2 separate regions of the Homo sapiens genome follow, and region 1 is linked to region 2. The links are chromatin contacts, found by Hi-C or POLR2A ChIA-PET in ENCODE. All regions are on one chromosome and are shown on one strand. Each heading gives the region's core, a stretch centred on a gene start or an enhancer-like site at or near the end of the contact. The rest is flanking DNA. Distances are from core to core; before and after follow the strand shown. Region 1 holds the start of CCDC85B (coiled-coil domain containing 85B). Region 2 holds the start of DPF2 (double PHD fingers 2).

What was found. Hi-C counts contacts between places; a loop is a spot of excess contacts on that map. ChIA-PET counts read pairs that join two places held with the same protein, here RNA polymerase II (POLR2A). Pooled maps may share reads with other maps.
Region 1: a pooled map shows a loop between it and region 2 (4-fold over the local background). The contact joins the promoter of CCDC85B here to the promoter of DPF2 in region 2. A Hi-C loop is called at or near these places in 1 of 50 pooled maps. POLR2A ChIA-PET finds 5 or more read pairs at or near these places in 4 of 52 experiments (GM10248, GM12878, MCF 10A and 1 more).

What each region holds. Positions count from the first base shown.
Region 1 is chr11:65,888,855-65,892,264 of GRCh38, forward strand. CCDC85B (coiled-coil domain containing 85B) reads left to right here and starts at 1,819. Exons shown (of 1, transcript NM_006848.3): 1 at 1,819-2,781. The coding sequence starts at 1,930. The coding sequence ends at 2,538. It overlaps FOSL1 (FOS like 1, AP-1 transcription factor subunit), which reads right to left. Exons shown (of 4, transcript NM_005438.5): 4 at 3,195-3,410. RefSeq lists a silencer at 1,610-2,089 and enhancers at 3,230-3,279, 3,320-3,410.
Region 2 is chr11:65,331,774-65,335,545 of GRCh38, forward strand. DPF2 (double PHD fingers 2) reads left to right here and starts at 2,079. Exons shown (of 11, transcript NM_006268.5): 1 at 2,079-2,145. The coding sequence starts at 2,114. RefSeq lists an enhancer at 2,331-2,380 and a silencer at 2,431-2,520.

The sequences.
Region 1 (3,410 bases), core at 569-3,068, 560 kb after region 2:
CGCAAAAATGGGGTATGACCCGACTTCCTCGGGCTCTTGCTGGAGACTGGTTTGTCCATCCTGCGCATGAGCACCTCTCCTGGGTTTGGGGCACCTGCTCCCACCTTGGTTTTAATCCCACCCCCAGCCCCACGAGCTACTGACGTCTCTAATTCTGCCCCTCCGAGCTCTGCCTGGAAGTCCACATCCGGAGGGGCCGCCTATCGGCCAAGTCTATCCACACTCTTCCCGTAAGCCCCTCAAAAGCTCAACATATTCTAGACAGACCTCTGCCTCTCCCCATTTGTTTCTTTCCTGCGTCCCTATCTCAGTGACAGCCCTAACATCCACCAGTTCTCATACGAGAAACCTGGGCGTTCTTCCAGACTCCTCTCTCCCCACATTCAGTTCGGCTGATTTGCCTCCCGAATATTTCTAGTATCTGTTTGTCCTCTCCACCCCCACTGATGCTGCCCCAGCCGTCTTTCTGCTTAGCTCTCCTTGCTCTTGCTCTTTGACACCGTTACTAATCTCCCTGTTTATGTCCCCTCCCCGCAGGGTCCGGCCCACACAGATCAGCCCAATCTTTTTAAATACATTTTTTTTTTCGAGACAGCGTCTCGCTCTGTCGCCCAGGCTGGAGTGCAGTGGCGCGATCTCGGCTCACTGCAACCTCCGCCTCCCGGGTTCAAGCAGTTCTCTGCCTCAGCCTCCCGAGTAGCTGAGATTACAGGCTCCTCCCACCACGCCCGGCTAATTTTTGTATTTTTAGTAGAAACGGGGTTTCACCATCTTGGCCAGTTAAAGGCATATTTTAAAATGTTACTCCCTTGCTTAACATCCTTACAAATGTTACTCTCTTGCTTAACATCCTTAGTGGCCTTTGGAAATGCTCCAACCTGGTACTGGAAGTTCTTAAGAATCTGGCTTTTACCTACCTTTGAAGCCTCGCTCTCTCTCTCTTAGCATTTTCTCGACACATCTGCTTTTCAAAAACCAAGCTATCCTCATTGTTCCTAAAGCAGCTAGGCTCTTTCGGGCACCAGTGTCTTTCACTATGTTATTCTCTCTCCCTGAAATAGCTCTTTACTTGGCAAAGTCCTATGGATCTACCAGAGCCTCTTGGATAGCATCTCTTTTGGGAACCCTCTTAAGGACCCTCAGACCATACTCCTCCCGGATTTATTTCTTGCTTAACACAGCTTGACTTCCCGGACAGACTGCGACCTCCTTGAGGATGGAATCGGTATTTTGGTTAAATTTATTTCTGCATGGGCCTTGCACATAAAAAACGTTTATTGAACAAACGAATCCTGTATGTTCCTCCCCCCAGGCAGGAAACGCTCCCTGGGAGGGAGGGTAGTCTATTGGTGAGCTAGGACGTTTGGACTCAGGGTTCCGAGGAACCAGGAGCGATCCTTAGTGGGCCGAGACTTCCGAATTTGATCAAAGGTAAAGAGGGACTGGAGAGCGGTCCATCTGACTTCTGTGGGGGATGGGCAGGAGTCAGGGGCGGACGCCTGAATCTTGTTTCTCAGAAGAGCCGAGAGGCCTAGGCTCAAGCTTGGGGCGATCCGGTACTTGGAGGTTCGAAGCTCCTAGTTTCGGGTTGAGACCGATGTGGAGGGCGATGACGCGCGGGTTCCTTGACATCGAGGATCAGTAACACCCGGAGTGGGTGGGGAACGAGGGGGGCGGCCCCTGAGCTCAGGCCCCGCCCCTTTCCGGGGACGTTTCACCGGATTGGCTGTCCTTCCATAACGACATGCGGCCCCGCCCCGGCGCGCGCCCCGCCGCGTGCCCAGCCCGGGTAGCTGCTGCAGCCTACGCTGCCTCGGCCACTGCCTGCCGCGTGCGGAGCCGGAGCCCGAGCCTGAGTGGCGCCGGGCCCGACGTGGGGCTCCTGGGCCGCGGCGGCGGGCGGGCGATGCTCCAGAGGCCTGACCAGCCATGGAGGCCGAGGCAGGCGGCCTGGAGGAGCTGACGGACGAGGAGATGGCGGCGCTAGGCAAGGAAGAGCTAGTGCGGCGCCTGCGGCGGGAGGAGGCGGCGCGCCTGGCGGCACTGGTGCAGCGCGGCCGCCTCATGCAGGAGGTGAATCGGCAGCTGCAGGGCCACCTGGGCGAGATCCGCGAGCTCAAGCAGCTCAACCGGCGTCTGCAGGCAGAGAACCGTGAGCTGCGCGACCTCTGCTGCTTCCTGGACTCGGAGCGCCAGCGCGGGCGGCGCGCCGCACGCCAGTGGCAGCTCTTCGGGACCCAAGCATCCCGGGCCGTGCGCGAGGACCTGGGCGGCTGTTGGCAGAAGCTGGCCGAGCTGGAGGGCCGCCAGGAGGAGCTGCTGCGGGAGAACCTAGCGCTTAAGGAGCTCTGCCTGGCGCTGGGCGAAGAATGGGGCCCCCGCGGCGGCCCCAGCGGCGCCGGGGGATCAGGAGCCGGGCCAGCACCCGAGCTTGCCTTGCCCCCGTGCGGGCCCCGCGACCTAGGCGATGGAAGCTCCAGCACTGGCAGCGTGGGCAGTCCGGATCAGTTGCCCCTGGCCTGTTCCCCCGATGATTGAAGGCACTGCTTCCTCCACGCCGACGCCCGCCCGGATTGCTCCCCGAGCCCCGGGACCGCTGTGGACCTCGGGACCTGGACGCCGTCCTGGCTGCGCAGGAGGGGCCGCTGGCATGGACTAAGAAATCCTGACACCAAGAAGGGCCCCTCGCTCTTGCTGGCAGGGCAGCAGGGGGACTGAAGGCTGGAGCGGAGGGACTTGCTGGGGGTTGGATTGGGGGTAATAAACCCGGACGGAAGCGGAGCCCACGGCCTGGGCAGCGTCTGTTTGGTACTCGCCGGGGTTGGGGCGAGGGTGGGGTGCTGATACAGGGTACAATTCCCATCCAGAAGGACTGCAGAACTAATGATTCCCCCATTACTTCGAGCCTGGGGTGGGATGCGGGGCAGTGGTAAACCAGACTTCCCCCATCGGGCGCCGGGACCGGCCTTAATCCAGCCCCTGAAGTGGCTCCAGCTCCCTTCCCGGCTCCTTCCTGTCCAAGACAATGGGGCAGGAAGCAGGTGCTGGGGGCCTAGAACCACTCGGCCGCCTCCTCTGAGGCTGGAAGGGGGCATAACAGCGCCCCTCCGTGGCACACGCAGCAGCACTGTGGGCCCCCACGGGGAGAGGGGCGGTAAGCCTCTTCGCTTTTACCCCAGAGGACTGTCTCCCCTCAGTCCCGGAGATGAGGCCGAGCGGATGTAGCCCCACTTGTCAGATAAGACAAAGTCCAAAAATATCAAAGAATTTGTCCAAGGTCATGCAGTGAGTCTGTAGAGCTAAGGCTGGGACCTAGGGCTCCAAATACTCTCCCATTGGCCTCTGGGTCCAGTGAGGCACTCAGGCCACAGCTTCAAGCCTTTTATTCCATTTTGGTAGGTTTGTATAAA
Region 2 (3,772 bases), core at 829-3,328:
CAAAAATTAAAAAATTGAAAAAAATTAGTCAAGCTATGAACCCGGAAGGCGGAGGTTGCAGTGAGCCGAGATCACGCCATTGCACTCCAGCCTGGGCAACAAGAGGGAAACTCCGTCTCAAAAAAAAAAAAAAAAAAATTAGTCAAGCTACATAAGATCTATGTGCTTCTCTTTATGTATATTTCAATTAAAAGTTTGAATTTAAAAATAGTACTAATAATAAATAGGCTAGCTGCATATAATTGGAAAGGCAGCTTATGAACCCAGCATCAATAGCTTTCAGTTCTTTTAGGATTGTTTAAGAAAAGGTTACATCAGCTGGCCAGGCGTGGTAGCTCATGCCTGTAATCCCAGCACTTGAAAGCCTAGGCGGGCGGAACACATGAGGTCAGGAGTTCGAGACCAACCTGGCCAACGTGGTAAAACTCTGTCTCTACAAAAAATACAAAAATTAGCTGGGGGCACCTGTAATCCCAGCTACTCGGAAAGCTGAGGCAGGAGAATCACTTGAACCCAGGAGGTGGAGGTTGCAGTGAGCTGAGATAGTGCCACTGCACTCTAGCCTGGGCTGGAAGGAAGAATTTGTTAAGGAGCGACAAGAGCAAAACTCCGTCTCAAAATAAATAAATAAATAAATATAAACAAATAATGTTGTTACGAACATTCTTGTACAGCTTTATTTTTTTTTTTTTGAGACGGAGTCTCGCTCTGTCACCCAGGCTGGAGTGCAGTGGCGCGATCTTGGCTCACTGCAAACTCCGCCTCCCAGGTTCACGCCATTCTCCCACCTCAGCCTCTCCAGTAGCTGGGATTACAGGCGTCCGCCACCATGCCCGGCTAATTTTGTTTTTGTATTTTTAGTAGAGATGGGGTTTCACCATGTTAGCCAGGACGGTCTCGATCTCCTGACCTCGTGATCCGCCCACCGTGGCCTCCCAAAGTGCTGGTATTACAAGCGTGAACCAATGCTCCTGGCCTGTTTTTTTTTGTTTTTTTTTTTTAAGAGACAGGATCTTGCTATGTTGCCCAGGCTGGTCTTGAACCCCTGGGCTCAAGTGATTCTCCCACCTCACCCTCTCAAGTAGCTGGGATTACAGGCATGAGGCATTGCACTCAGCTTCTTGTACAGCTTTCTTGTGTGTATATCCAGGAGTGGACTTTGCTGGGTCATAGGGTATGTGTATTTTCAGCTTTAGTGATTATATTTATATATATATATATATATATACATATGTATATATATACATATGTATATATATGTGTATATATATATATGTATATATGTGTATATATATATGTGTATATATATATGTATATATATTTTTTTTCCTTTTTTTTTTTTTTTTTCTTGAGATGGAGCCTCGCTCTGTTGCCCAGGCTGGAGTGCAGTGATGTGGCTCCAGTGGCTCACTGGAGCCTCAAACTCCTGGGCTCAAGTGATCCTCCCACCTCAGCCTCCCTAGTAGCTGGGATTACAGGCATGCACCACCATGCCCAGCTAATCTTTTTTCTTTTTCTTTTTTTCCTTTATTTATTTATTTATTTATTGAGAAGGAGTCTCGCTCTGTCGCCCAGGCTGGAGTGCAGTGGCGCGATCTCGGCTCACTGCAAACTCCGCCTCCCGGGTTCACGCCATTCTCCTGCCTCAGCCTCCCGAGTAGCTGGGACTACAGGCGCTCGCCACCACACCCGGCTAATTTTTTGTATTTTTAGTAGAGACGGGGTTTCACCGTGTTAGCCAGGATGGTCTCCATGTCCTGACCTCGTGATCCGCCCGCCTCGGCCTCCCAAAGTGCTGGGATTACAGGCGTGAGCCACCGCGCCCGGCCCCGGCTCCTGCTCCTCTAAATATTAGAGGCAAGCCTCGAACCGGAGCTCCGGGATGCATGCCAATCTCCGGTTGCGCCTGCGCGTCGGGCTCCCGTGGGGTCCACGCATTTCCTACCCGGCCCCCGCGAACAGGCGTAAAGCTCTTTCTTCAGTGCTCGCTCTAGTGCGCGCGCCCGGACGGCGCCTGCGCAGAGGGCAAGGAACCTGGTACCCCGGTGCGGTCCCGGCGCCTGCGCGCTGCGGACTGTGGGGCTTCTCGGCCCGAGGCAGAGGAACAGGGAAGATGGCGGCTGTGGTGGAGAATGTAGTGAAGCTGTGAGTGGTCGTTTCTTTCTCTCCTAGGGCGGCAGGTTTTGTAAAGGGCCTGGGAGTAGGGGGCGGTGGGGGAAGGGACTAGGCGGAGAGAGGGACATCCCCGGGAAAGCCATGTTGCGACTCCTGGTGGGGAGGGCAACAGGAGACTCCGGAGAAGACGTTGCGCTTCTTTGGAAACTTGTGGAGGCCCTGGTGGGGGCACACTGGAGCCCCGACGGGCGGCATCCCTGCGGGGCTGTGTGGCCTCAGCGTTCCTCGGGGCTGACGGTTTCCAGAGCATGGCGCCCTGCCTGCACGCGAGACTCACCGTCCCGGTCCTCTCCCGAGACGCCTCAGTCCGGAGGAGCGGGGCCGAGGCCCGGGCGGCCCTACGGCTGGCCCGCCGCCCACCCCGCCCCGTCCCGTCCCGTTCGCTGCAGCAACAGGCTCGGCGGCCCCTGCGGAGTGCACTGCGGGGCTGGCTGTTTCAGTTCCAGGCAGCCCCGTGATGTTTGGGAGGATCTTGGGTGGCAGGTACCTAAGACTACAAATATTCTTGGGAAGAATTTATCGAGGAGCGGATCCAGAAGGGAAGGAACTTCAGGGGAGTGGGCCTTGGCCCCGTCCAGTAGCAGCCATCAAAAACCTGCAACTGGACCGAAGCCGTTCAGGACAGCTTAGCCTAAAGGGGCATCTAGGTGGGCATTCTTCCTATTATACGATACCATTGTGCTGGTCAGATTTCAAGCAAAGTTAAAGTTAATAGCTGTTGGGGCCATGGACGCTGGCCTATGAACTGCTTCCTGTGAGTTAAAGATGCTTTGGGACTTGATTTATTCCTACAGAAGAATCAGAATGAGTTTTAGATTGGGTTAATGCATGGTGGGCGAATAGAGCTTCTTTTAATGGGTATGTTGGGCTTGGTGCAAGGGTGGGAAAATTGAGTGGTGTCTAGCTGTCCAGTCAGGGTTTTTGCATTTTGACTGGATGACGAGGTAAAGGTTCGGTAACTCTTCTAAGGGACTCACAGCTTCTCATCTGTCTTTGTCGTGGCCTGAGCCCCACTCTTCCTAAGAGCCTTTTTAAAGAGTAAGTTGCTTCTCCCTCCTGCCTGAAGCCTTTTCTTTGAGAATGCTTTCCCACTTCCATTAAGCTAAGTGCCTTTCCTCCTCTTGTGGTTTGTTTTTTTTTTTTTTAAGTTGCTTTCTGCTCTATCCTGCTGTCTCTTTCAGCCACCCCTCCTCCCAACGCTATTGTCTTTCTCTCTGATCTGCCCACTCCAGTTTCCCCAGCTCTTTCTTCAGGCTGACATTTTTCTCAATTTAGAAATGACACTGTTGATCTACCATTTATCCAGTTATCCTTCCTGACTCAGATGTTCTTTCTTTGTTTCCCTGCGTCTTTGTTGACTTCCCTCATCCCATTGTAAGGGGATGTTTTACACAGGTTTCTCCAAAAATAAAAAGGAAGATTCTCATTGTACTGGGGGAGTATCAGACTTGCCTAGGTTTTGGGAGTTAAACGTAGTGAGGTTCTTCGTGTTGGAAGATTTTCCTCAGAGAAATAGGGTTGCCAGTGCTTTCAAGTTGTGTCATAAGTGAGGGGTTGCCCATTTAAACAGAGCGTGACATCTTGTTTCTCTTTGAAA